3 separate regions of the Mus musculus genome follow, and all the other regions are linked to region 2. A link is a loop called in an ENCODE intact Hi-C map of the cell type or tissue named here. Cell type or tissue: left cerebral cortex. All regions are shown on one strand. Each heading gives the region's core, and the rest is flanking DNA. Links, peaks and the distances in the headings are about the cores only. Region 1 has its middle 33 kb from the start of Gm30332. Region 2 overlaps Gm30213 (a long non-coding RNA gene). Region 3 has its middle 70 kb from the start of 4922502N22Rik.

The links. Hi-C counts contacts between places; a loop is a spot of excess contacts. Peaks named below come from ENCODE experiments on the same cell type or tissue, not always from the same donor. Only the 100,000 strongest peaks of a DNase experiment are listed, where the experiment ranks them.
Region 1: a loop joins it to region 2, with 4 times the contacts of the local background. A loop is called at or near these places in 6 of 42 quality-filtered maps.
Region 3: it touches region 2 in a loop (4-fold over the local background); 3 of 42 quality-filtered maps call a loop at or near these places.

What each region holds. Positions count from the first base shown.
Region 1 is chr6:138,471,582-138,481,824 of GRCm38, forward strand. It overlaps a transcript of Lmo3 not described here. Among named protein-coding and RNA genes, the nearest start is that of Gm30332, 33 kb to the left of the region's middle. In left cerebral cortex, for the core only: a CTCF peak has its summit at 6,208 (motif pointing right); a DNase peak (open chromatin) is centred at 6,218.
Region 2 is chr6:138,166,872-138,177,114 of GRCm38, forward strand. It overlaps Gm30213 (a long non-coding RNA gene), which reads left to right. Exons shown (of 5, transcript XR_869528.3): 2 at 3,446-3,540; 3 at 4,478-4,640; 4 at 6,281-6,485. Among named protein-coding and RNA genes, the nearest start is that of Gm30213, 5.4 kb to the left of the region's middle. In left cerebral cortex, for the core only: a CTCF peak has its summit at 5,081; DNase peaks (open chromatin) are centred at 4,508 and 5,101.
Region 3 is chr6:139,387,166-139,397,408 of GRCm38, forward strand. No RefSeq gene overlaps it. Among named protein-coding and RNA genes, the nearest start is that of 4922502N22Rik, 70 kb to the left of the region's middle. In left cerebral cortex, for the core only: a CTCF peak has its summit at 4,401 (motif pointing left); a DNase peak (open chromatin) is centred at 4,377.

The DNA of each region.
Region 1 (10,243 bases), core at 1,316-9,315, 300 kb after region 2:
TAAGATTTATAACAGAATGGTGTGTGAGAAAAGAGGAAGTAGCCTGCATCCACTGTATACCACAGTGTCATTAGTGTCTATGTATTACTCTCTGTACTTCATTATTTAGTAGCTATTTTAAAGTATGCATAATCAGAAATCGATCCTAGATTCCTACTTGGCAAAAGGTCATTCATTAAAAGAAATGTGTCATTATATATCTTCTTGTTTATAAAAATTTAACATAATAGCATAGGTATTCTTTAGAACATAACATACTATCTTGAATATTTTCTCATATATTTAGTTTAAAAGAAATGTAAAACATGCCCCACAATATTCACATTGTGCAGCTGTTACTCAGATCCTCCTGACTCACTGAGAAACACTTAGAAATATGTTTGTGGAACTTGTGTGGGACTTTCATTATTATTTTAAGTTAATTTTCGCAATTTAGAATTACTAAATATAATAATGTATATGCTGCCATATAAATAATACCAATTTAGATAATAAATAACTCTATTTTATGCATATTCTTACATTTCTTCTCTATATGTTATGACTTTAAACTGTTTTATTGAACTAAATATGAGATTTTGTTTAAATTTTATTCCATGTTTTCTTAACAAGATTAATTTTTCTTATAATTTTAAATTATTGATTTTGTCTAATAGATAATCCATGTTTTTGCTAAATACTCAGTATTTGTCTTTTTAAAAATTAAGTTAGCACAATATCTTTTTTTTTTTTTTTTTTTTTGGTTTTTGGTTTTTCGAGACAGAGTTTCTTCTGTGTTGTCCTGGCTGTCCTGGAACTCACTTTGTAGACCAGGCTGGCCTTGAACTCAGAAATCTGCCTGCCTCTGCCTCCCGAGTGCTGGGATTAAAGGCATGTGCCACCACAGCTGGGCTAGCACAATGTCTTATCACCTAAAATAGTTGGTATTTGTCACATTGTTTTCTTAGTTTAATATCATGTCTTATGATACACCGATTTGGTAACAGGTAATTTTCACTGCTATGACCTGCTACTTTTCTATTTAAACTTTTTCTTGTTATTGTTAAATAAAGGGCTATTGCTACCTCAATATTGTTTCCCAACATTTACCATGTTTTCAGGGCTTAGTTGCATTAGGCTTTTATTTTGCTTAAATGCCAGTTATAAACTAAGTATGGAGAGTCACATATGTAACACCAGCACTGAGCAATGACACTGAGGCAAGGAAATCACTGAGGACAGCCTGAGATACATGGTGAGTTCCTGCCCTGCCTGAGCTACGTAGCAAGCCCCTGACTCAGACAAATCTTATCAGTTATCATCAAGTAGCTAGCTTGTGCTCCATTCACATTCTCACACTATATAATATTTATGGGAATGTTTGTGCATATCATCCAGTTTACCAATAACTTCTTTCGCTCAGATTAATGTATTTATTGCCACATTATATTAAAGCAAATATTATATTTATTATAGATTAAATATATTTCATACTTTATATAGTTTAGAGAAATTAATATCATTATGTTGTTAAAATTCAAATATTTTTCCAGCTTTTTTAACCCACTGGTTTTTAGGTGATTACTGAAATGAATCCATTCACTGAAGATTTAAAATTATTCAGGTTCTCACCGCAGATATATGAAAAACAGGGACATTTGATATCTTTAAACATTTTTTTTTCAGTTAGATAAAAAATTTGTTTCTATACTATCATATCTTATTATTTTTTCAGTCAAAGTTGCAACATTATTTTGGCAAATATATGCTACTTTTTAAACATACTACTGAACATTTTGTGACCTTGTTTCTGTGATAGGTACAATGTTGGAAGTTTTGCAATGATTGCACTATTTATATGAAGAACCTATTAAAAACTTTATGTCATATTTTGCCTCTGGTTCTTGATATTCACTATCATTTATTTATAATGTTAAATTAATTTTCTTGAATCTCTTAATAAGACAAAATACAGGATTTTCTTACTTTACAGCAGCTTCCCGAGAGTTAAATTACTGTTACTATTTATTATTTTTGCTGCGACAAAATTTTCAGAAGATGAATAGAGAGAATATTCTTGCTTCTTTTAAAAAAACATCATTTTTTGATTAAAAATTTAAGCAACTTGAAGATCAAAGAATTAAATAAAGTCATGTCACATAATAATCTCTTAGTAAATACAAAAGTTGAAGCACCAAATTAATGGCCATCTAACGCGTCGTTCTTTCCCACACTGTGACTGGTTTGTGAGCCCCACAGTGAGACACTGAAAACCAAGATGGAGTTAGAAGTGTGGTTTCTGGCAGGTGGGGAGGGGGGGGGACTCTAAAGCAGCAGCAGACATGTCTTCAGGGAAGCGAGCTCCACAGCCTTCGGTTAGAGGGAAAAGTGCAGATAAACACAGCAAGAGACCAAAGGGAGGGCCGGTGTCCTCAGATAACAGGCACTAGTTCAAGTGGGACCCCCAAACTCCCAGATTTCAGTTCTCTTTGCTCCAAGGGGCACACAGTCAATGCTGCCTGGAGCATCCTGACATAGATTAGCATTGCTCTCAGCTTGAAGTTTTAAATACATGCCACACAACAATAAGGTATCCTAAAAGCGAGTAAGTCTTAAAACCTCAGGTCAAAATACTTTTCCTAAAGTGTACTCTGGGCAAATAAATCAAGTTTTCACTTTCGAGAGCAACGTTATACGTATAGTAAACACACGCTAAACGAACGCTGAAGGAAATCTGAACACGGTCTACCTTGCTAAATAGCTGGTTTTGGAACACCTAGTACGTTTTTGCAACATTTTGTCCACTGGCCTCTATATCGACCACCGCAGTGAGGGATCTAGAAGGAGAAAAATCTTCTAATTATTTTATAGTAGAATTGCTGCAGTGGACATGTTTGAAGAGAATCACATCTTCGAGATATCTCGTTCAGTTCCCACTCTAATCAAGTCCGCAAATCACGCCTTCCTATAATGTAAGATAAATGATTAAGGGTCCATTTTCTTGTTAATTCCCATTAGTGCTGATGAGAGCCAAGCACACGTACCGGAGACAGAGGACCCTCTATGAACTAAGAAATGATAACTGGATTAAAAAAAAAACAGGGTGGATTTTAAACCGGCCAGGCCAAGCTCCCTGACTCCCTGACTGTTTTCTAGTCATCCTCTTAAGCTGAAAAAGAGCCGGCGCTTCCACCAGTACTGTCTCCCTCCGTGCTGAATGTTATTATTACTTAACCTTTGCCGAGTTTGTTCCTCGACACTTTCATGCATGCCTAATGTGCATTCAGATGCCTGCCTGTCTAATCCTCCCCATCTGATCCTAATTACCCCCCGCCCCCAAGAATCTTCCCTTCCCACATTCGTGACCTTTTTTGTTGTTCAGTTTTTAACCAGGCTATCTGTGCGACCATGGGTCTGGAACTGTTGGATGCTGGTGAGCTTTTCAGTGTGTCCATAGCTGAAGACGGTGACTGCCCCTTGAGGATCCATCTCTCTGCGACCCCACACGCTCCTTCTAGATCCAAGATTGATTATCATCAATTTAACTGAGAAACTGGCCGTTCCTGCTTTGTTTTTCTGTTTAGAAACAATTTTCGGGATCTCTTTATGATAGTAGGGTGACGGGATTCACTTTATTTCCTTTTAAGGGGGCTGTGGTCCACTAGGAATTCTTTGCTTTGCTCCTATTGCTGTTAGCCACCCAGTAATTCTATTAAATAAATCCCCAAACCAAGCCATTCTAGTAATGTCTATTTACAACTCCTTACTCCTTGCTGTCACGAAAAGCGTGGTAGGGTGCATGCAATGGAGGAAATGAAGGGGCCGCAACCGTTTTCCTTCTCAGTTTTCTTCAAGAATCTGAATAGGAGATATCTTTTGCTTTAAACCTTCATCACGCACGAAGATACTTGTGCCAAGATGGGTTAGCAGTGGCCATCCTATCAAATGCAAACCCGTGTTAAGAAACGTAGAATAGATAATTTTTAATCGTACAAAATTTAATGCTTCTGTTAAGAAATAAAGTATTAAAAGTCACTTCCCGGAGAGTGAATTTATACCGAGCTGAAAGTTAGGGTTGCTGAGCGAGCTTTGAGTGATATGATAATCATGTTTTTCCCTTCAGTTGTACGAGGGGATTGAAGTTTATATACTCAATAACTAGAAAAGAATCATGAAGGATCAGGCTGGAGGAATCTGTCGTTCTCCATTTCTCCTGCCACTCCCACAGGGAGTCTAATATTTCCCCCGTGTCTTTGCTGATACCTGTGCCAGGCATGGTTTCCAAGAGCAGACTGTATTGAAATGAGTACATCAAAATGCCCGGGTTTTTGATTTTTTTTTTTTTTTTTTGAGAATAAAATGGCTACCACACCTGAGTTTTAAATTTCATTAAGTGCAGGTCTAACAGCCTTTTGATGACTTGATTCAGGTTTTGCGTCATTCTGAATCATGAAGGAATAAAATACTTGTTCAGAAGAAATTAACATTTCATTTGCTTTTTTGGTATTGGCATTCCGATGGATGTTTGGGGTAAAGTCTGCGGCAATGATGAGATTTGCTTGTTTAATCCTTGTTAACTGAACTAATGATTTACAGAGTATGAGTGAGGTCCCCACTGGAGGAGTATGCAAGAATATTGCTTATTTACTGAATTCATTACAAAAAGTGATACAAATATATCAAATGTTTTCTGTAATGAGCATGGCACTTCCTTAGGATAATGCTTGTTTCCTTGCGTGAAACAAAAATATATGGCCAAAGGTTTATAAAATGATTACAGTGTAATTTAAAGAAAAATAAGGCAGTGAGCACTCTTGGCTTCATACGTGTTTCACATTGATGTATTAATTATTATAGACATCTTATCATCTTTATTAAAATGAAATATGACCAAGTACACAATAACATCCCTTTCCTTAAATTTGAAGTATGAAAACCTTTTTTTTTTTTACAAATACTTTAGTTAAAAGAATTATTTATTTATGTTCAGTTACCTTGTTAATAAATTCCAGTTAGGAGTGCTTATACTCTGCTAATGGAGAGCCATATAATCTAACTTATTATCAATATTACAATGACTTTGTGAAAAACCCCAAGTTCACTTTTAGCTAATTTTCTAAGTTTCTCACAGTGATAAAGTAAGCTATATATGTGGTTGTGAAATAAAAATACTTTATTCCTGATAAGTGAAAATTACATAGAAAATTTTACTTACAAAACAACCCTGTCACAGGCTCTTGAAGTCACGATTCTTGCATATATGTCCATACCCAGCATTCTGATGTGATGTGGTACTAGTAGAAATTTACATTTCTGTAGAGAATCTGAGTTGTGGAAAGTCAATCACTAATACACACAAATACATGCTCACAGACATGTGATATCGCAGACATCAGATATACAGACAGGAACGGTCTCTGACCGATGCCCTTGGAGTAGATGTTGTTACTCACACATGACAAGGGGCTGCTTTTCTCCAGTCACTGACACTTCACAGTGTTTTGTTAATCAGAATGTGCCTAATTACTCATCACTACTGACCAATTACTCAAAGTACAAGCGTTCTTGGCTGTGTGCAAAAGCTTCATTCCTGAACAAAGTTACTCCATTATCCTAAATAAATAGCAAACCACTCCAGAAATCCATTCTGTAAGGAAAGTCTCAACTTGGTATATTGAGACTTATTATGTAAATCTTCTCATTTATGTTACAAAGAAAGAGCTGTCTCATATTATATCTTATATATATGTACATGTAACATAATATATGACAAAATATAGTTAAAGATATAATTATATAACATTATATATATTCATATATATAAAACATCTATTATTTGTTCCATGTGGAACAGGTGGAATTATCAGAATATGTTAATATATCATAATTCTATAGATAAGACCCAGTAAAAAGTATCATCAGTGACACAGGCATTTAGAATATAACTTTCTGTGAATGAATGACTACAGAAAAAGCTTATTAGTTGTTTTAAAAGATGTTTTAAAAAAAAAAAGGACACTAGATTTTTTTTAATGCAATGAAGTACGTACCGGTCAATTTCATATAGTAAGTAATTACTCTCTACTAAACAAATATATGCACTTTTCTGTATAATAATTTGATATTGAAAAAAATGATCAAAGGAGTGGGATGTGATCTATAGTCCACCTTTGTTCCAGGGCCTTCACAAATTCCTGCTACCCCACTGCCCTCCTCCAGGGGGCGCGGCTGCCTTGCTGGTTTGCCTGGCTTCCCTTTCCCTCTGAGGTCCTGAGCGGCCCCTGCAGGCTTTCCTGAGGCTGACTGGCCTGGATTCTGTAACTACTCAAAGAAGTGCGTTTTATTGTGATGATTGTTTGTATTCTTTTAAACAGGGCATATGCTTTAGCCTTTTGATGAGTACTGAAGAATATTATAGTTTGTTCTGCATAGTGGCATAATGGCTCTTTAACTAACATTTTGGAGATTTTCAGAATTCTCTTAAAAATCCATAGCCATTTCATTGTCTGGCCATGGGGTTGTATAAATAAAGGGTGCACATATTTTAACATTTTTATTATGATAGTCATAATTTGTGTGTGTGTGTGTGTGTGTGTGTGTGTGTGTGTGCACATGTGTGCTTTGAGTCAAAAAAAGCATAGATTGGAAAGTATGTTAACAATAAGAAAGAAAGAAAAAAAAACAAAAACAAAACCCAAACCTTATCCTAGCAAGCGGCCTCATCGGAAAGTTGAGAGAATGCGAGTACAGTTAGAGGACAAAGGGTGAGCTCTTAGGAGAAAACATAGCTGGGAAGAATTCTAGAAGTTATCTCTCTGCTTTCTACTGCTGGCTTCAGGCAAACTTTGCCTAAACTCTCGTAGACAGATGGGTATCTGCCCTGTTTTTAATGATATCAAGGGAAGCCATCCCATAATCTCTTAATATCCTTCTTTATATCTAATCTGTTTGTCCATTTAATTTAGTTTATCTTTGGCAGGCGTGGATAATGTTACCCTTTACAATATAATTAATCATAACCCTGATAAATAAGATATTGCTTATATGTGAAAGAAAAAAATGCCCATTTCCCGAGACAGAGAATATCATTATTAGAATTTTAAACAGAGGCTTTGATATTACTTGTCACGGTAAGGGACATACATACTTAGAAACTTTGAGACTCTCTGGAGCCAAGGACTGAATCCAGTTTGTAATGAGGAGATAATTCTCCCTTCAGAAGAGTAACCTCTTTTTATTATAGAAGCGAGGGTAAGTTTTACTTTAAAAATGGATAAGATCTTTGCACAATCAGAAGTACAGCTCTGAGAGCCATGTCAGACTCTGGCTTTTAATGTCTCTTCATTGATTGCTTAGCACTGACGAGACTTCTGTTCATATGGATCGATCTATATAACTCTACCCACACTCCAATGCATTTCTGTTATTTTAATATAAGGGAGCTATATTGTATTAGTTCATTTGAAGTCAGAGCTTACTTTTGCCTTTCTCAGATTTTCCTATGATTTTTATCTATGAAAAATTGTTTTCTACTATTTCAGAAATATCAGTATGAAATAATAATGCAGTCAAGAACTGAATAAAGTTCCTGCATTTCCTCCACCCCCCCCCTCTCTCTGTGTAGTCTCTCTTTGTGTATTTGTGTGTAGTTCAGGGATGTGAATCTTTGGCCTTGAAAATGTTCTGTAGAGTGTAGTTAAGCACTGTACCACCTCCTGAGCTACATCCTCAGATCTCTTTTTTCTTTCAAAATATTTCAGTGTTAAAACAGGTCTCACTCAGTTACCTAAGCTGTTCCTGAACTCATAGTAGAGCTCAGGTAGGCTTTGAGCTTGCAGTTCTCCTACCTCAGCATTCCAAGTAGCAGGACTAGCTGGTCTGAGCCAGCATGCCCGCCACTGTTGTCCTATACCAGGCAGTAAAATTAGTAGTGGCACAGGTAGCTTCAGAAATACAGCCAGTGAGTCATCACTATGCTGGCACAGGGTTTCTGTGATGCACATAAATCGGAGTTCATAGATACAAGGTAAAGAGCAAGTGAGGGAACTTTATATGAAGATAAACTAATTGCACATTAATGCTGTGTGCAGTGCTTGCTGAGATGAAGTTAGCTGAACCTCCAGCATCTAAAACTCCATTACACTCTATAATTTATATTGAAATATGCATACATCTTCTGTTTCATAAGCTACACATGAAATTAATATCATTAATTTATAACACAACACCTGTACATTATGGCCTCATATAGCACAATGCCTATACTGGGGGAAATAAATTCTGTTTATACATCCAACTAGAGGGATAACCATTCTTGGGAGGAGTCATTTTGATTGTGTTTGGTTGAGGAAGTATGACTAATTTGAACAATAAGTTATAATGATTTGTGGAGTTGCAATTAGCCCTGGGATCCTGTTTCAGACCTCGCAAACTTTTTATTAAACAGAAAATGTAAACAAATAAAGGTGCCTCTGATGGTCTCCCACTTCCACTGTTTGCCTCTTCAATCCAGATCTTTCCCTATGGACTGTCTTATGAACCAAGTTGTAGCAATAACTCAGCAATAGTGTCTTCATATAAATCTATGTGTATGCCTGTAATGCAGCTCTCGAGGGGATCAAATATCTTTCTGATTTTAAACTCAAGGCCAGAGTGGTTTTTACACAATGAGAATCTTTCTCAAAAACTATTTAAATTAACCAAAGAGGTAAAGTTAGCAATGGCCATTTCAGTTATTGCTTGGGATTAGATAGGCTGTTTGATCCCAATAAAATGGTCAGTTCCAGGCATAGACAAAGGAATTGTTGGCCCACAATGTGACCAGATTGGACTCAAGAAATACAGTAGTCATTGCAATCCTATTGGAATTATTGCAAAGAAACACACAAACACTCATACCATAGTTCTTTGAGAAGACACATGCCTTGAAGAAAACAAAGTCTTCAACAGGGTGTGATAGTACCTGGCTGGAATCCCACCTCAAGGCTAAAGGGTAGCCTGGTCTATGTAGCAAATTCCAAACTAACCAGGGCTTCAAAGTGACAACTTGTTTCAAAGAACCCAAACCCAACCCAACCCAAAACCAAACCTAACTAAAAAAACAAAAAACCAAAAAAAACCCCAAACTAATCCAAACTAATACCAGATCCAAACTTAACCAAATCAAAATCAAACCAAATCCAAACCCAAAACCAGACCAACTAAATCAACAGCAACAGCAAAAGCAAAACCCAAATCCAAGCAGGGCGTGGTGGCACACGCCTTTAATCCCAGCACTTGGGAGGCAGAGGCAGGTGAATTTCTGAGTTTGAGGCCAGTCTGGTCTACAGAGTGAGTTCCAGAACAGCCAGGGCTACACAGAGAAACCCTGTTTTGAAACAAACAAACAAACAAACAAAAAACAAACAAACAAACAAGCAAACAAGAAACCAAAACAAAACTGAACCAAATCTAAAACCAAACAAAACCAATCCAAATGAAAACCAAAACCAAATAAAAACAAAATCCAAAACAAACAAAAACCAATTTAAAGGAAAACCAAATTCAAACAAAATAAAACAAATCCAAAGCAAAGCAAAGCAAAGCAAAGCAATACAAAACAAAACAAAACAAAACAAAACAAAACAAAACAAAAGCTTAATTTTATCTTCCATTCTAATTTCTTACAAAGTCATCAAATCAGGCTTTGGAAATCTAAATATATTATAATTTACATATTTATAGTAATTTAACCAAATATTTTAAATAAAATTAGATTTAAAAATAAGGAAAGTCCACTTCTGCATCAGTTATAAATGACATTTTTATGAAACCACATCGTGCTGTAGTTAGTGATGTTTTACCCTAGTCTGCTTTTGTAAATCTATGGTTATAATTTTCATCTTTGTGTATTAATTTGTCATTGTAAAAAGAATGATTTGTGCAGGAAAGCGTCATAGTAGATGTTGGATTGGATAATGTTAAATCCATCCCAATGGCAATATTCTACCACGATAAAGGCCTATGCTGGATCAGATCAATGACATCAATAGGATGGTTACAGAGTGAGGGGAGCCTTTTAGATGTTTAGCATATTGTGTTTGAATGATAAAATTAAGATGTATTTCTTAATGTCAGCAATGTATTGAAGGGACAGGGACCCACTGACAGTTTTCAGGTGCTAAGAATTAGAAGTTTGCTTCTTCTCTTTGCAGAAGCTAAGCAGTGCAGCTTACTTTCTGCAAAGGCTGCTTTCTACAAAGCACTCATATTTAACCTAAATACA
Region 2 (10,243 bases), core at 1,173-9,172:
TCTCCTGCTCTCCAGATCCCCTGTGGTCAGCTTTCTTGACTGCTGCAGGTGGGTAGTGGCAAGAGGAGTGGCATGATTCTCTCCCTCACCTTCCCTCTGTATCCACACAGCAGATGAGTACAGGGCTACCTCTCCCATGCACGCTCACACTCTCAGACTGGCTCATCTTCAACCCCTACAACCAGGGCCAGCTCGGCTGTGTGTGCTAGGCTAGGTGCAGCCTGCTTTCCTCAGAACTGCACCTGGGGAGGAGCAGATGGCTCTCCTGCTTGCACACCTTTGGCACCAGATCTCCCATGATGCCCAGTCTAGGGGTGGTGCCAGTTCTGCACAGCTCTCAAACATCAACATGGTGGTACCCCAGACCAGGGATGTCTGCCTGGATCTTGGTGGTAACATGCTGCTGCAGGGCCATCTAGACATGTTCCTGTGTAGCAGCATGGGCAAGGACCTCGCCATGCTCCCAGGTGACAACATCAGCTACTCACATCCAGCTGTTCCTCACCAACCTCCATTTTCCTGTTCTTTCTCTCTTCATTGTGCACACACCCTTCTGATTCTCTTTCTCTTTTATCTCTCCACCCCTTACTTGTTCATTTTAGTGTCCCGTGGGACTTGTGGATGTCTGAGGTCATCTCAGGAGTGCTGTGCCCCGCCCCTGCCAGATGGCGCAGGGCAGAGGTCATATCTGACTTGCTCCCTGCCTGGTTCTCGGGCACCAGACTGGTGGTTGTCTGCTGAAGTCTCTAATTTTGAATGTGAGATTTATAGGAGATCCAAGTGGGGCAAAGTGCCATGAAGTCAAAGAAGATCAGACCGAGAAAAACTGCCCAGGAAAGGAGTTCAAGTCTTCAAGGAAAGATTGTGGAGAGAAGACAGGGAGAGAGAGGGGTGTACAGAAAAAATCCTCTAGAGGAAAAAAATGAGACAAAGTATGAATATTCTTTGAATTCTAATTCCAAAACAAAACTATGAAAATTCATGAACTGGTATTGAAAATTTGATATTAATTACTTCAGTATTTTATGTAAGTGTAGGAGAGGTGTGCATGCCTGTGCACAAGAAGGAACCAAGTTTCCTCTGTCACTCTCTGTCTGTGCCTTTGAGGCAGGGTTTCTCTCTCTCTCTCTCTCTCTCTCTCTCTCTCTCTCTCTCTCTCTCTCTCAATCTCTTTCTCTTCCTACACTCTATGAGGCTGCGGACAGCAAGCACTAACAATCCTCCTGTTTCTACCCCTTTCAAAACTGGGGTCATAGACACAAGAAAGATGTTTGGCTTGTTACCCAGCATGCAGAAAGCTAAGCCATCTCTCTAGCACCTGATTTTGTTTGTTAGGCAATGTCTCAAGTAACTCAGGGTGAACTTATACTGTGGCTACAGCCAATGCTGACCTTGAACTCATAATCCTCCTGCCTCCACCAACTGAGTATAGGCCAGCACCACAACTGGTTAATGTGGTCTTGACAGTTTACCCCAGTGCTTCCAGCTGAGCACCTCCATAGCACAACTGACCTATATCCTAAGCTGCAGGAGGTCTAACTTTACAAGGTTCCCTGGAATGCTTAGAGCTCATTTAAGGTATGAGCACCCTAGAACCGAGTCTGAGCGTTAAGGCAGTGAGGATGTGCATGGGTTCTTCCTTGCTGACCCTGAGTGATCTGCACAGGGAGAAAAGTCTCCTCCTCTTCTTCCTCCTGCTCCTCCTCCTCCTCCGTTTGCTTCTTATTGATTGGATATTTTCTTTATTTACATTTCAAATGTTTTCCCCTTTCCAGGTCTCCTCTTCGGGATGCTCCTACCCCATCCCTCCTCCCCCTGCCTCTGTGAGGGTGCTCTCCCCCACTCTCCCTCTCCCATCCTCCCATCCTGACATTCCCCTACACAGGGGGATAGAAATACCTCAGGCCCAAGGACCTCTCCTCCCACTGACGACCAACGAGACCCTCCTCTACCACATATTTGGCCAGCGCCATGGTTTGCTCTTTGGTTGGTGGTCCAGTTCCCGGGAGCCCTGAGGGGTCTGGCCTATTAACATTGTCATATATAGCTACCATACCCGGACATTATTGCTGATGCCAGTAAGTGCTTGCTGATGGAAGCCTGATATGACTATCTCCTGAGAGACTCTACCAGAGCCTGACAAAGACAGAGGCAGAAGCTTGCAACCAACCACTGGAGTGAGCTCAGGGTCCCCAGTGGAGGAGTCTTCTGCTTCTTATTCATGCTTGAAATGTTCTGGAAAAAAGACATAGGAGGGAAAAGCAAGCGACTTCTTTAAATTTATGATTTATCTAAACCTGCTAAACCAATATGTATGAAACATTTCTTATCCCACAGAGGAAGGTTTTCCTCTCATCCTGGGTTGGTTTCAGCTGGTACTAGTGATTAGCATTTCTCTGCATAGCGAAGAAGCTTCACACTTTTCCATGCCTCTGTTGTTTCTTCAAGTTTGTAGAGGTCATATGGGGTGGATACTGTAGTATATAATGTTCTGTGTGCTTCCACATGAATAACAGAGATCATATCTTCGAAACACATTTATCTAATAATATAATGTCTGTCTAGAAATCCTCTGGGTATTTATTTATTTATCATTAATGTTATGCACCAAGACTAATAACTCAAAGGCAAGGGAGACAGACTATGAACTTTGAGAATCAAAAGTTCACAAGTCCTAGCGATGGGCATAGGAGGTACATAAGTACTTAATTTATAAAACACAGGAGTGCTCAGCTGATAAAGTGCTTGCCATTGAAATTCCTGGGATCTATGTATGTGAGGTTGTACAGAGCAAGTATTTTAGAAGATGTGACTAGAGATTTGCAGAAGAGACTGGGGCAGGCTGTAAATTCAGTGGTAGATCTTAAGAGAAGAGATCAACAGAGAGGCATAGAAGGAAGAAGACACACCATGAATATGGGGGCAACATCCATAGGATGTTTTTTTTTTTTTTTTTTTTTTTTGGTTTTTTGAGACAGGGTTTTTCTGTATAGCCCTGGCTGTCCTGGAACTCACTTTGTTGACCAGACTGGCCTTGAACTCAGAGATCCACCTGCCTCTGCCTCCCAAGTGCTGGGATTAAAGGCGCACACCACCATGCCTGGCTTATAGGATGGGTTTTTGACCCAATATAACTGAGGAAAATAACCCAAGCATTAGGATACATAGTCCTTCATTTGCTTCCTGACTGCACTTGCAGCATTACCAGCATTCTCAGGCTCCTGATGCCTTCTCTCTATAATGGACCATGTACTCTCCCAACTCACACACCCTAATGAGATCTGTCTTCTTTAACTATTTTTGTTGAGTATTTATTATAAAAAGGGGAAAGTCACTAATACAGAACCCAGATATGAGGATGGCCAGAATATAGTAACAGCACAAGGCTGGTTTGGGAGGGCAGGTCTGAAGGTCACAAGCATGCCCTTCTTTGTTCTCTTCACAGATGCTTCTCTGAGGACCAAGGATGATCTTTAGGGGATTCATGACACAGCCAGTGTCAGAGGAAGATCAAGGGCTGCCCTAGCCATCTGCATTGAGGTATAACCTTTTTGAAGGGAGATTGTGGGTGGAGGTGGCTAATACAGGTAGAGACCAGGGAGGCAACAGGTTGGGGTGAAGATGGAGATTGACCCAGGACCTAAATATACTGAGAGAATTGGCCATGGGTTTCCCCAGCCCTGGACTTGGAATAAAATTAGGTATAATCATAGCTGTGGCCAGAGAAATAGAAATGAGCTACCGCTTCTCAGAGAAACAGAAGTCAGAAGAGTAATTGAACATGGGGACTTCAGACAAGCCTCTACAGGGGCAGCTTCTTCTTCAATTCCAGTTCACAGTGAAGAGAAGAACTTCAAAGAGTAGAATGTACTGGGTAGTGTACCCTGCAGTAAGACCCGAAGTAGTGAATGGCAAAGATGAGGACAGAGCTAATCGGCAGGAGGGCACAAAGTGAAGAACTTTCTTATGTCAGTAAAGTAGAGCTAGTGTTGGAGCTCTGGAGTGGGAGACTTGAGATTACATCAATTAGAAATGCCTTAAAACTCCCCCTATGGGGGGTCTGGAAAAATGGCGGAGCAGGTAAACGTGCTTGCAGCGAAGTCTGATGGCCTGGCTTCTATCCCTGAGACCTAAATGGTAAAAAGGGGAGAATTGTCTCATACAAGTTCTCTTCCGACCTTCACATCGATCCTGTGGTGGACACACACACACACAGAGAGATACAATCAGACAGACTGACAGACATGAGAGAGAAAGAGAGAGAGAGAGAGAGAGAGAGAGAGAGAGAGAGAGAATGTAATAAATGTTAAAAACCTCTCTCTTTAGGTACATGAATTGTGATACATTGTTTGATCTCATGACACGTAAAGAAAGCACTGAGATAGAGTTAGAGACTCTCACTACTATTCTTAAACAACATCGATCATGAATTCTATAGTTAATTTAGACTTACTTTCCATCTGTCTTCCTGTGAAAGAGCCAAGTTCAGGCTGCTGCAACAGGATCTAAAGCAGCTTCCATTTCTCCAGCAAAGTCCAGCAGAAGCCTGAACCCCGGGTGACTACTTTCATTGGGCCTTGATTGCTGCTGCAAAGTCTGACAGTCACGTTTATGAAAGTTTCCAGGATGCTGATCCTGAGGTCAGGATGTGGGGTGGGGGTGGGGGTGTGGGGTGGGGGTGGGGGGTGGGTGTTTGCTTTTAAAATGTGCGGTGCGTTTTGGAGCTTTGGCGCTCACGAATTCCATGTCTGTATGTAGCTTACTAGCAAGAGGATAAGCATAGGTGCGTGTACAGTGAGGGCGCTCTGCACGAATCCTCTTCTCAGCACACAGATCTGGAAGTTCTGCCTTCTGCCCTTACTCTCTGCCTTGCTTGGCTATTCAGTGGCGTGGGAGACAAGGCTTCTTGGGCCAGGAAGTTGACTCTGTTTTCCTCCGGCATTTGCCAGCCTTCAAATGCAGAGACACATGCGCTGGAGTGTGTGTGGCAAAGTTCAAGAAATGCATCTACATCACTCGGACAGTGAGCAGCGCAGAAATTCCCCAACTCTTTTGAAACAGATTGGTGACTTCCCACTGCCACTAGATGTCCCTCTGTGGCTTTTCTTTTGGACATCAGTGCTATGCACAGGGCAAGTTATTTCTGCTCTGCTGGATAGAAGAAAGTGCTCTGCCAGCTCTGAGAAGCAGTTTACATTGGGATGTTATCCAAGCTGGGACCTGCCACTGTCACGTAGTCCTCGTGCATGCCTGTAAAGGACAAGGCCTTGTGATGTGATGCAGAAGTCAGGACACTCTTACAGAGGTCAGGGAAACTTTCCAACTTTCACCCGCTAACTTCCCCAGCCCAAAGTGTATAAAACCATCTAGCATGCATAACTAGGTTTGTATATACCAGGGTGTGTGTGCAGGTGTCTGTATGCAGGTGTGTGTGTGTGTGTGTGTGTGTGTGTGTGTGTGTGTGTGTGCGTGCTGCTGAATGTGGATGCCAGAGCTCAACTCCTGGTATTGTTCCTCTGGAGCCATCCTCCTTGGTTTGCAGAGTTGCTCACTGGGACCTGAGACCCACTGGTTAGGCTGGGGACCTGTCTGTTTTATATTTATCTCCCCAGCTCTGGGGTAATGAGAGTATACAACCATAGCAGGCTTTGTGTGTGTTTGCTGGGAACTGAACTCAGGATATCATGTGTGTAGGGTACATATTTTACTGAGTTATTACTGCAGAGTCTTACTTCTACTCTGATATCTTGCAGGTCAATAAATGGTTTGCTCATAACCAGAATTTCTGCCACTTGCACTTCAGCACGGGAGTTTGAATTCTCTCTCAACAGCTTTCCTTATTAATTAACCCTGTCCACTAACTCTGCTCGTAGGTTTTTGCATGGCTTACTTCTCTTTTTGCTGTGACCTGACAGGAAGCAACTTAAAGGAATTAGGGTTTACTTGGGTTGTAATTTGGGGTTTGTTCAGCTGATTGGGTTGGAGGAAGCATGATGGTATATGTGTGAGGTGGTTGCGCACATGACATCTGCCTTCAGAAATCATAGGGAGAGAGGTCACGAAGTGGAGCTAGAATTATGAACTCTCATGGCCTACCCCAGTGTCCTCTAATGAGGCTCCACCTTCTAAAAGTGTCACATCTTCCCAATACAACCAACAATAACCAAGTATTGGCAGGAGCTTGCTGGGGTCCTTGAAATTCAAACGTTAATGACCCAGACATGGCATCTTACAAAGTATTAAATGTCTACTTACAAGTTTGCTCTTCGTTTTGTTACAGAGTCACACTTCGAGTGGTGCCAACCTAGGCTGATTCGACATCTTTGAAGAACAACCACTGACCAGTGAGGAACCAGAGGAGCTTGAAGACAGCTTGGAACTCAGATGTGTGCTCTGTAGCCTCTGCTCCAGGCCAGGCCTGGTCCTTCTGCTGGGTCACTGTTTATTTGGCCAATATTACTTTCAATAGTAAAGAAGCAATTATGGTAAGCATCCACAGTTGAGAAATGAGATTTTGTTTTTCAATTTCTGGCCCTTCTGGAGGAAAGTAAGTGAATCTTTTAAACATCACTCTGCATTCTTAAAAAGATAAAAGGTGCCATACAGTTGGATCCATTTTAATAATTAGCTATAGTGACACCTGGGTGATAGACTGTGAGCTGGCGTGCCCAGCAACCTGCTCTCACTGTAGAGTTAGTGCAAGAGGTTTTGTACTCTGCAAAATTAGAAAGAAAAGCTTTGCTTAGTCACTGAATCAACACTGTATGCTCCAGTAATGATTTATTAAGTGAGTTGTCTCCAATGCAAGTACACAGCGCCCCGAAACAGCAGTGTGGCGAGGGCTGGACAAGTGACACTTGTGTTCTTGAGACAATTTCTAATTCAGAAAATTGTCATAAGAAAAGAATAAACTACATGCCCCACCCCTGATACTGTGGGTTTGTTGTCTTAAACCAAGACTATAAGTATGTTGGCTTATACAGCTCAACAGCCCTGAAGTCAAAATTCCAGAATTCCACAAAAGTGCTCTTGTTTTTTTCAGGCTAGTCATAGCTAAAGTGACCCTCCACTTAGCTTCCTTGCTCTGGTAGAGACGGCATTTGTTCCTTACAGGTGTAGCTATCATAGTTGCAATGATTTTTTTAATTAGATATTTTCTTTATTTACATTTCAAATGTTATCCCCTTTCCTAGTTTCCTCTCTGAAAATCCCCTAATCCCCCCCACCTGCTCTCCAACCCACCCACTCCTGCTTCCTGGCCTTGGCATTCTCCTACACTGGGGCATAGAACCTTCACAAGACGAAGGGCCTCTCCCCCCATTGATGATGGACTAGGCCATCCTCTGCTACATATGCAGCTAGAGACACGAGTCCCACCATGTGTTTTCTTTGATTGGTTGTTTAGTCTCAGGGAGCCTCTGGGGACAGAGATTCCTTATAGAATATATATGTGAATGTATAGAATATAGATGATATGAATATATATGAATATATACATGAATAATAGGACTATGTACATGCACATGTATATATATTTCTTAGAATATGAATATATACATACACACAAATAATACATACATTTATATAGTCCCACAAACACCATCTTAATGTCAAGTGTTAAGTAATTCGTAAAAATAGTATTTACTGGTAATAACTGGTCACCTGTTTCTTTGGGAACTACCTAAGAAAAATATACATCACAAATAACAAGCAGGACTCACGTCTGCAGAGACTTCCTATATTTAAATGTAAAGCACAGAATATAAAAGATGGACGTCCAGTGTTGAGGAGGTTTCTCTGTGTGTGAAGTATTTGCCTTACAAGGTGTGGAACTGAACTCAGTCCCAGAGTCCACCAGGAACAAATGAAAACAGAGCAAGCAAGAGATAAAACAAACAAATAATGGGTTATGGTAGTAGGTGTTTGTAATCCCTACTGCATAGGGTTAGAGTGCAGAAAGATGTACTTGGTGAGCTCCAAGCCAGCGAGACAGACAATATCAACTATATCAGTGGATGGTGGACAAGTCATAGGAATGAAACATGAGCTTGTCTTACATACACACACACACACACACACACACACACACACACACACACACACACACACACACACACATACACACACATTCATAGCAACAATGAACTGAGGCTATATGCACATTAAATAATAACATTACTTTAAAATACTCCTCTAACTCTTGGCCAGCGCCATTTTACTTTGTCTTCATGATTTTGCGTACTCTATGTGAATGGAAGCATACAAAATTAGTTTCTGTCAGCGAGACGGGCTTATTTCACTTAGCATTATTTTCTCAATGGTGTGAGCCTGTCTTGTGGTATGTATCAGGATTTTCTTCCTTGTAAAAGTGGACTAATACTCTTTTTATGCTTATATTATGTTTTGACTCTTCATCCTAACAATGTCCAAATGACTAATTCTATATTATAGCTATTGCAAATGATGTTACATTCATTACAAATGTCTTCTTTTCAAAACCTAGCTTTAAACTCTTTTAAGTATGTATCAAGATTATTGTACTTATAACTTTTAAAGGTGATTCCACAGTTTCCACAATGGCTTTTCTATTTTTCTTTTTTCTTCTCTTTTCTTCTTTTTTCTTCTCTTTTCTTCTCTTTTCTTTTCTTTTCTTTTCTTTTCTTTTCTTTTCTTTTCTTTTCTTTTCTTTTCTCTTTCTTTCTTTCTTTCTTTCTTTCTTTCTTTCTTTCTTTCTTTCTTTCTTTCTTTCTTTCTTTCTTTCTTTCTTTCTTTCTTTCTTTCTTTCTTTCTTTCTTTTTAGACAGGGTTTTCTCTGTATAGCCCTGGCTGTCCTGGAACTCACTTTGTAGACCAGGCTGGCCTTGAACTCAGAAATCCACCTGCCTCTGCCTCCCTAGTGCTGGGATTAAAGGCATGCCCCACACGCCTGGCTAAATTTCACAATGGCTTTTCATTTCACCTTCTCACCAAAAATGCAGGATTCTCCGTATCCTGGCCTCCATGTGTGATTTTCTGCTTTGTTTTACAACAGCAGCCAAGCTCCTGATCTGAAGGGATTCTTCCCTTCAGCTTCCATTTGCATTTTCCTATTGAGTGCTGAGGCTGAGTGGGTGTTTGCACGAACGGCGCTCTTTCTGATATCTTCTTCAGGCAAACGCCTGTTCATACCTTTCTGCTTTGAATGGAGCTGTTTTGTTGATGGCAACTGAGGACACTCACTTGGGATACTTACCACTTATGAGATAGGCGATCTGTAAGCACGTTCTTTTGATATGTGGATTAATTTTTACTTTATTGATAATGTCTTTTAATTCACACATTATAAAAAATTCCACATATGCAATTATGAAGTGTGGGCAAATTAAGGTTATAATTGTAGATACACCGGGTTGAGGTCAGAGGATCATGTGATGGCCAATCTTCTATGTCAGTTTGATGGAGTTTGGAGACACACAACTGCAGGTTTGTGAGGACATTCCCAGAGATATGTAACTTAGGAGAAAGGCTGTCTCTCAATGCGGATGGCACCATCTCAGGAGCTACAGTCCCAGACTGGGTAGAAAGGGAACAAGGGATCCAGAAGTTGTGAAAAAGGGGCAAGAAAAAGAAAGGAATTCCAATATCTGATAGTATAGAAGGTAAGGCTTTTACACACGTGTTGAAAGACACCAAGGCACAAAAATAAGACTTTCAGAAAATTAAAAACTAATATAAAGTTTTATAAAAAATCTGAGAGAAGGCCAAACTAAGGAGAAATCTGGAATCATAGGGTCAGATGAGTGAGTTAGCAGGAGGAGCATCTAGGATAAGATGACTGATGAGATAGCATGCACGGAAGTGAGGGGATGTGAGTGATAAAAATATCTCTAAGTTCCTCAAAAGCTCTCAGCAATGATAAAGATATTTTTTTAAAGACAAGGACAGAGCCAGTCATGAATGAACATACACACAACAATGGTGACTGCATGAGACCCATTTGAGTTTGGAGAAAAACAATCCTCAAAAATCAATCAAAATGACTAAATTATAAAGAGAATAGGGTAACTCAGCAATCATGGTTGGTAAATCTTATATATGATATTTAAAAGCCTGATAATTTATAGTATCATTAAACTTTGGTATATGCATCTATAGCCATATTCTGTCAAGATCTACAATGCCCATATTCTTTTTAAACACAAAAAGCATATTTGTTCAAATGGCTATCTAATAGTCTATGAAGAAAATGTAAACATGTGAAAGG
Region 3 (10,243 bases), core at 811-8,810, 1.2 Mb after region 2:
TGGCTTCCTTACAGACAATTACAGTAATAATCGCCAAACACAACAAACTATCATAGCCTTATTATACCATATAAAATAATTGGCATACACAATACTTATTGCCCTAGCTCTTCATTTTACTTTCTACTCTAGGTGGCTAACAACAATCAGAACATGTTTGCTGTGTATCTTGATTGTCCGAGGTCAAGGGTACAAGAGAAATTGGTCTTCTTGTTACGGCCAATCGAAAAGTTCCTGTCTCACAGAGGATCATGTTTGAACTTTACATGGAAAACATTCTGCTTTATAAGCTTGAAGTAACAAGCCCTCAAGTGTCAATATAGTGTGGCCTTCTTTAACTTGTAGGGAATATAAACCAAGCAACAGCATATTTGGAGGTCCTTCTCATTGGTAATGTAGGAGGAGCTCAATGATCTTGGAATGTCAGATCAGTGGTGGCAACTACTTTATGTTTCTGTTTACAAAAAGAAAGGAAAAGCACATAGAGGGAACAATTGATGTATAGTATCTGCCCCACCTGTTCAACAACAGGGAGTTGCTGACTGAACACAAAGTGTGGTTCTGTTTATTGTTATTTTAAAAACATCAGTACTCTCATGATGTGGAGTAAATCAAAACCCGTAAAACACATGGGTTCTTTTTATATATATACAATAAATGATAATATATGTGTGTTCACACATAATACATAATTCATATGTTCATACACATAATACAATGATTTTTCCATAAGAAATACTAAAAGCCAATATATCATTTAAGATGTTAATTGATACATATGGATGCCATTATTTTAATTGAACTACAGTTGACACATAGACACAAACTGCATAAGCCTACTACTATGTAGAATCTAAAAAATAAGCTTTTAAGAAATAAAATGATTATTATAAGAGATTGGGAGACATGTGGCAAGGAGACTGTGCAGAGAAAGGAAGAAATAAATGGGTAGACATTTGTTTTCAGCATGAATTGTCTAGCTGATGAGCAGCAAAAGGACAGGGACGCTTTCCAAAGACAGAGAGACCAGAGGCACAGGGGTCACAGATTTTCCTAATTAGGCTAATTTCATTATTTGCCACTGGATACGTATATCACAAGACTACATTTCCCTCATCAATACACACAATTAGCATTTGCGGGTTAAACATTTAAAAACACTGATATTGACAATTGGGAAGGAGAACAAAACTAATCAAGATCTCTGGAGCCTGTTAGATAATGAATCACAGCAGTCCTCAGATGTAATTTTTATTGACCTAAAGAGTGCAGGCTCAAAAAATTTCAGGCCATGAGTTCCCAGGAAGGTGGAGTTGACTTCAAGTTTTCTTCCAAAAACTTCTATGGTTTTAATACAAAGCAGTAGATGTCCCCTTAGTCCACGTATGATTAAGGGCCTTTTGCCTTTTTGTGTTTACCCCAACTTTGTTTGGCATCTCTCGCAGTTATTTGTTCTGTATGATTCATTTGAGCATAGAGACTGGACGTTTGTCTCACTCACACTCCACATTCTTGCCCACCTATAATGAACGGATCGTGGAAATCTACAGGAGAGAAATCCACTCAAAGCTGGTTGTGATGAAAACTTTCTCTCATCACTTTAGAGACGCTCAGTAAACCTGACAGGTCCTGGAATCTGTTTTACGTTTGCAGTTCTTGCCTGATAGTCAAGGGTGTTCAGGATAACATGAAAGAGAGCGCCTCATCGAAGCCACGGGCTCCATAGTAGTACAGAACGCAAGACAGAGACTGGATTCAAGTCTAACAGTTTTCACCTACAGGGGACTGGAGCGAAAATCTAAGTAGATATAAAATCAATTTTTATCAATTCTAATAAGTAGTTGAACTGGAAAAATTAGAAATTTATTAAGTTATATGGCATGTATAAAGATAAATTTGACCAATATGTCAAATGAGTACATACTATATGATGCCATTTATATGAATTTGTTCAAAATGTAACACAATTGTAGTTTCAAAGGTAGATTGATGCTATCCCAAGGAACACAAAGGGGCTAGTGATTAGAGTTATTGACAGTTAAGGGTGGCCTTTTGGGGTGATGCATACGTTTCCTACTTTTGTGATGGTGAAGGTTAACTTCCTTAGCTATACTATTGGTTAGTTATCAGTTGTCAAAAATATTGCCACGGGGATTCAATTTCAGCATAGGATATATACACACAGTAGTGTGACCTAAGATACTGCCCCACGTGCAATGGAGAGGAGTGGCTGTCTTGTTACAAAGACAAATTCAAGTGGTGAACAAAAATGAATCTGACTTCAGAAAATCTGAGCTCACAAACTCCAGGTGTATCTGAGAACAGGACCTGAATTTATACCTTGATAAATTCACAGAGACAACAACATATTAGTAAAGAAAGACGTAAATTTTAATTATTTTATTTCAAATCCCACTAAGAAAGCAAAATAAAAAATTCAAAAATCATGAAATAAAATGTTAACTAAGAAGAATTTAAAAATGAGAAGAGATTTAAGGGCTATAGAGGCAGAACGACAATTGATAATACCTATTGCTCTTGTAGAGGATACAAATTTTGTTTCCAGCACTCACATGACAGCTCATAAGCATTTGTAACTTGAATTTCAGACCATCTAATGCCTTCTTCTGGACTCCATGACAAATGTATGAAGTTGCTACACATATACAAATGCAGGCAGGCACTCATAGTCACTAAAAAATAAATATCCTCAAAGAATTAGAAGAGTATTGACCTTTCTCCATTAAAAAAAATCCAAAAAACGGTTTCACAAACATGATCTGAAACATCTCAGAATTCTGAAGATGCAATCTATTAGTTGAGCATAATGCAATGGTAACTTGGTACACATACGCCTTAGAGGTTACTGTATGTGGACTTTACAGTGGAAGCTGGGTAACTGAGTAACCCCCTGAACACCACTTAGTAAATGGAGAACGGCAGAAGACCCTTTCAGAAAGACAGGGATGTGAATGTAAGTCCTATGTAACATCTTGTAACAGCAGCTTCAAAAAAAAGTATCTCCTAAAATATCCACTAATCAAAGAAATTAGCATTTCAAATGCTTTAAGTGTAGGAGAAAATACATACTTCAATAAGTTCCAAGATGAAGCAGTCGTCATCTTGATGACGACTATTGATGAACACTTGTGTTGGGGAGACCACTACGGAGAATCATTTCCTACAGCATATGTATACACCATAAATAGTTTAATATAGTCATAATCCATTTGATGATTCAATGGTAAATAATGTTCCTATAACAAGAATATAAGTGGCAGTTGCTAATTTTACCAGAAGCTGTGATTCAACCCAATTGGAAAGATAGAAGTGGACACGTGTGCAGACAAGGAGCTATAAAACTCTTCTGAAACAAATTCAAGTGCTCTCTCACCATAAACATCAAAATAGAATAGCCACGTTGTTATTCAGACATAAAACATGGAAGATATAATGGGAAATATTGTGATGATATTGTCTTATTAAACACCTCAGTAAACTGTTTCATCACAAGGCCAGGAATATGGCAAAGTGTTTTCTGTGCAGGTATGAGGACCTACATCCATGTCCACAGCACAAGGGTAAAACCCATGCTGCCTGTGACCTCAGCCTTGGGAGGTAGATCTCCCCACAGTTTGCTGGTGAGCCTTTCCAGTTCAATTGATTAGTTTCAGGTTCTGTGAGAGACAATCTTAACAAAACAGAGAACAATCAAGAATGAGTCTGACATGTTGTTTCTGCAGGCCCAGGTACACAACTGTACAGTTGTACAAACATGTGCATTCTGCCCAACAAAAACAAACCAAAGTGAAACTATTTCCTTTTTAACTGTGCCTTGTACACGTATCACAGGTGACAAAGTATAAAAATTATTTTAATTTATAATTAACAAATTAAAGTGAAAAAATACAGTATACTTTGCATAATATTATAACAGCCAAAAGCCCTTCATTTAGTGACAAAGATAATTTGATACATTTAAGATCATGCTGGGTTTGTCTTTATTCTGAGACGAAATCAGTAAATTATTAAGATACAAGTATCAAGTACTGATTTGTCCAATCATTTCATAAAGGAATGTATTTCCTCAAAGATGAATTTTTTCTGCCATATCTTCCTTAACCTGTATTTCATTATGAATGTTTAACATGAATTCTCAGAAATATCTACACACAACAGTGAAAAGAGACTGCCACTCTGCAACAGTCAGCTCTGTCGGTCTAATTACCATTGGGCACTGCTCTGAGTTGAAGTGTTACCAATTTGGAGCACTTCATCCTATCTGCCGCACCTGCATTCTATCTGCTGATGTGCATTACCGCCATCTTAGCCCTGGAGTTAAACTGTGGGAAACGATTGATTATTAAGGAAGGTGCGCTGAGCTGCACCGCAGCGCCATCTTTTGGTCGCCTTGAGAAATGAACCAAGTTTGTGAGGAAGACTCAATCGTTCCTGTTTTGTTACATACCTTTGCAACACAATAAAAGTAGGAAAACAGTTTTAAAATAAACGTTACTCGCGAGACGGTGGGTCCAAAAGACATATCTGAAGGGAAAATATGTGAGCTTTGTTCACACATCAAACCCTGCAATATAACTTTAGAAACCATTTACTTCTGTGATTGCTAATTTCTTTGAAAAGCACTGAGTTTCCATGACTCTGTAATATCACGATTTAAAAATGCTATAAGCTCTATATTATTAATACACTTTTATTGTTTTCTTCTAATTTCAACTCTTAGGTCTTGGTCATTTCCATAGAATTGTTTGTAAGTACTTGAATGATAATCAAATATGCACTTTCAATTTTTAATAGTCTATGGTTTTGACCCTTTTAGAGAGTTTTTTTTCTTATTATTGACATTTGCATTTTGTTTATTAATTTTCTCTCTAGACTCCTGCAATTCTCTTTTTTTTCCTGTAGATTTTTGGTTGTTTGTTTGTTTTGTTGGTTTTGTTTGTTATATTGTGTTTTTTGGTCAACATCTTTAAGACATTGTTGTTAGTGCATTCACCTTAAGTTCTGCTTAGGGACAGTGATTGGCTAGATACTCTTTGCCTTTAAAGTCCCAAACTTATTTTCTCTGTATCACTTGTGATGATGATGATGATGATGGTGGTGGTGGTGAGGTTGAAGACTGGACATTCATGTGTAATGGAGTGATACCTGTGAGAGTCAGGTTCACCTCCTTTTCCAGGACTTGCTGTTCCTGTTGCTCTTCTAGACTCACTGGGAATGGAAGATGAGCCTGACGTGTAAAACTCTCAGCTGTTTTCCTGCACTGTTCCCTGAGCATGCCCGTCTCCTTTTACAGCCTACAGCATATGCGCCCTTTGAGTATAGAGTGCTGCTTCTGAAGAAGGAAATGAGAGGAAGCACAGCAGTACGGCTAAACTTTAAAATGGCAGATAAACACTTGCAACAAAAGATGGAGGATTTAATCAGTGGCTAACTCAGAGTCTCTGTTCGTCAGTGTGATGTAGAATATGAAGTCATTATTCTCCGGGGAAAGATAACTTAATACCTGTAACCCCAACAACCAGGGCTTAAGGTAGATGATTGCTGCAAGGTTGTAGCAAGGCTGGGAATAGTGTGAGCTTTGGGAAAGCCTGGGCTACACTTTGAGACCCATTCTCAAGGTAAATTAACTGTTTTGTTTTGTTTTTTATTGTTTTTGTTTTGTTTTGTTTTGTTTTTTCAAGACAGGGTTTTTCTGTGTAACTGTCCTGGCTTTGTAAACCAGGCTGCCCTCACACTCACAGAAATTCACTTACCTCTGGTTCCCAAGGGCTGGGATTAAAGGTATGTGCCACCACTGTCTGGCTTAAATTAAGTAATTAATAAAAGAAGCTCATTGTTTTAGAACACTTTAAAGTTTATCTTGTAAAAGAGATTAAAGAGAGTATGTGATTATCACCATTTTAATAAGACACTTTGTATGTTTAAAAATGTAATATAGAACACTCCAGAAGAGGAAATTGGAAAGGGGAGGGGTATATGTATATGTATATGTATATATATATATATATATATATATATATATATATACAGTTAGCAAGTAAACAAAAACAATGTTTTCATTTTGTCTTCAAAAGCCTGCCCTAATTAATGCTATGCTATTCTGAAATCTATCTTATTAATATGCAGAAGCAATCATGTAAAAATAGAATCATTTCACTGTTATAGTTGGCAGCTGAGGCTTCAGTCACACCTCCTCCCACACACAAATAAATTGTGTCTGCAAATTTTTGAATATTTACCAAGTTCCTGGAACAAATATTTTATCCAGAAGCATCTCCTTTCCTAAGAATGTGCAGCTATAAAAGTTTTCTGATGCCACCGTACAACTTTTTAGTGACATCTATAGCAAAGACTACTGAAGGAGTGCCTTTCCCCGCTTGCATATGGGTGGTAGTATATACAGAATATGATTTTAGGTGTAGACATATACATAATATGTCTTCGTTAACTGAGTGACGTATTTCACAGGGATAAATAAGTGATATTCTCCTCAACAAAGTGTTTTTGATACTTGGTAATTTGACCAATGAAAAATCAGGCAAAAAATAACAATACAGAAACGCAAAGATCTTCTAACAAAGTAACACAGACAGAGTTAATAAAAAATGCTACGTATTTTATTCTTTTATTTTTAATTTTCTGTTTGTAGATATTAATTCATCACGTTAGAAGTCCAGTTTACTCTCTTAACACCTCCTGGGTTAGTCGGTTTTGTGCAGCTTTGGCAAAATAAAAATTAAGAACACAACATAAACCAGGACACATTTGCTATGTCCCATGGGTTCAGACGCCATGCCCCTCTTGTTTAGCCTCACATCGTGGTGGTGGGAACCAATGGTGCAGAAGACTCCACCATAGGAGACAGGGAAGAAATAAAGGACGGAATGTGGAAGCAGACATAACTCACAACAAACAAGCAAACAACACAAAACAACAAAACCAGTGGCTTATTCTTCCCAAGTGGGCACCACTTCCTAAAGTTTGCAGAAAACTTCCTTTATAGCATAACGAGATAGAGACCTAGTACTGAACACAGGACCACATTTAAACTGTGTCATTTTTATGTGACCTGTTTGTCTCTACAGCCAGCAATTCCATCACATCGCTACTATTCGGTATAAACTGAGCCAAGTTGCCTATTAATATTGAAACTTAATCTAACTTTAAAGTCAAACTATTACATCATTTGTGTGCTTTTCCTGTTTATCCCTGACTTCTCTCTCACAGATGTCTGCTTCATTTCTTTTCCTCACCCAACAGTGGTTCCACCTACGTATGCACTTTTAACTTGTGACTGCTTTTCTTTTAGTTTCTTTTTTATATATATACTTTTTATTAGGTATTTTCCTCATTTACATTTCCAATGCTATCCCAAAAGTCCCCCATACCCTCCCACCCACTCCCCTACCCACCCATTCCCACTTTTCGGCCCTGCCGTTCCCCTGTACTGGGGCATATAAAGTTTGCGAGTCCAATGGGCCTCTCTTTCCAGTGATGGCCGACTAGGACATCTTTTGATACATATGCAGCTAGAGTCAAGAGCTCAGGGGTACTGGTTAGTTCATAATGTTGCTCCACCTATAGAGTTGCAGATCCCTTTAGCTCCTTGGGTACTTTCTCTAGCTCCTCCATTGGGGGCCCTGTGATCCATCCAATAGCTGACTGCGAGCATCCACTTCTGTGTTTGCTAGGCCCCGGCATATTCTTTTAGTTTCTTAAACAGTAAAAGTAAGTAAATAAATAAAGAATGCTGAAAGGTAACTTCCCCATACTTCCCCCCACATCATCTTTATAAACTCTATGTCACATGTTACACTTCTGCTCCCACGAGTTTGTGTATGTCAGTTGCTGGGAGCTACTGTAAAGAAACACCTGACACTGGGTATTTTCGTGTGTATAGTGATTCTTTTGAATGTCTGAAGCCAGAAGCCCAGGTTGCCAGTGGCTAGGGCCTGGGCTATTTGCTTCTGAGAGATGTGTGAAAAAATCATTTCCATCTCTATCGCCAAAGAGAAAAACAAAACAGTGTTTAAGAAATTTCTTACTTTTTTTTTTTTACAGTTTTCAAAGTACCAAAAGAGCCCACTGAGCTAGAAGTAGAAACAATTAATATAAAATCAGTATCATAGAAATATCTGGAAGTACCAGTAGAAACTTTGACCTTTAACTGCGATAGTCCCCACCGATGCACTGACCTCTTCCCTCTGGACACATAAAGTAAACTTCATCCAGATTATATTTAAATAGATTGTGCTTTATGTAGACCTTAGTGACAAAGAATTACACTGTGGTGGGTGTTGACATGGCAGTTGCATTGTAAAACATAGCTCATACGCACCAGCAACACACTAATAGTTGGAGTTAGTAAAACATTTAACATATAAAAAATTTCTAATGCAAATCAAAACAACCCTGAGATTCCACCTCACACCAGTCAGAATGGCTAAGATCAAAAATTCAGGTGACAGCAGATGCTGGCGTGGATGTGGAGAAAGAGGAACACTCCTCCATTGTTGGTGGGATTGCAGGCTTGTACAACCACTATGGAAATCAGTCTGGCGGTTCCTCAGAAAACTGGATATAGTACTACCGGAGGATCCAGCAATACCTCTCCTGGGCATATATCCAGAAGATGCCCCAACTGGTAAGAAGGACACATGCTCCACTATGTTCATAGCAGCCTTATTTATAATAGCCAGAAGCTGGAAGGAACCCAGATGCCCCTCAACAGAGGAATGGATACAGAAAATGTGGTACATCTACACAATGGAGTACTACTCAGCTATTAAAAAGAATGAATTTATGAAATTCCTAGCCAAATGGATGGACCTGGAGGGCATCATCCTGAGTGAGGTAACACATTCACAAAGGAACTCACACAATATGTACTCACTGATAAGTGGATATTAGCCCAAAACCTAAGATACCCAAGATATAAGATACAATTTCCTAAACACATGAAACTCAAGAAAAATGAAGACTGAAGTGTGAACACTATGCCCCTCCTTAGAAGTGGGAACAAAACACCCTTGGAAGGAGTTACAGAGACAAAGTTTGGAGCTGAGATAAAAGGATGGACCATGTAGACACTAGCATATCCGGGGATCCATCCCATAATCAGCTTCCAAATGCTGACACCATTGCATACACTAGCAAGATTATGCTGAAAGGACCCTGATATAGCTGTCTCTTGTCAGAGTATGCCTGGGCCTAGCAAACATAGAAGTGGATGCTCACAGTCGGCTATTGGATGGATCACATGGCCCCCAATGAAGGAGCTAGAGAAAGTACCAAAGAAGCTAAAGGGATCTGCAACCCTATAGGTGGAACAACATTATGAACTAACCAGTACCCCGGAGCTCTTGACTCTAGCTGCATATGCATCAAAAGATGGCCTAGTCGGCCATCACTGGAAAGAGAGGCCCATTGGACACGCAAACTTTATATGCCCCAGTACAGGGGAACGCCAGGGCCATAAAAGGGGAGTGGGTGGGTAGGGGAGAGGGGGTGGGTGGCTATGGGGGACTTTTGGTATAGCATTGCAAATGTAAATGAGCGAAATACCTAATAAAAAATGGAAAAAAAAATGGAAAAAAAATTTCTATAATCACTCTTTAAATAAGTGAAGAACATGTAGGTGGCTTTCAAAAAATATTTTATGTGCTCTTTTCTTACAGTTTAGAATTTATCCCCCTCCTGCTCCATCCTCGGACTGTTCCACATCCCTTACCTCCTCCCTGGTCTCCAAGAGGATGACCCCCACCTCCCAATCTCCCCACCCCAACCCTCCACCCTGGGGCCTCCAGTCTCCTGAGAGGGTTAGGTGCATCTTCTCTGACTGAGTCCAGACCTGGCAGTCCTCTGCTGTTTATGTGATGTGGCTTCATATCAGCTGGTGTGTGCTGCCTGGTTGGTGGCTCAGTGTCTGAGAGATCTGGGGGGTCCAGGTTAGCTGAGACTGCTAATCCTCCTACAAGATCACTCTCCTTCTCAGCTTCTTACAGCTTCTCCCTAATTCAACAACAGAGCTCAGCAGCTTCTCTTCATTGTTTGGGTGTAAACATCTGCATCTGACTCTTTCAGCTGCTTGTTGGGTCTTTCAGAGGGCAGTCATGATGGGTCCCTTTCTCTGAGCACACCATAGCCTCAGCAATCATTTCAGGCCTAGGGGCCTTCCCTTGGACTGGATTCCAATTTGGGTCCATCACTGGACTGGGAGGGA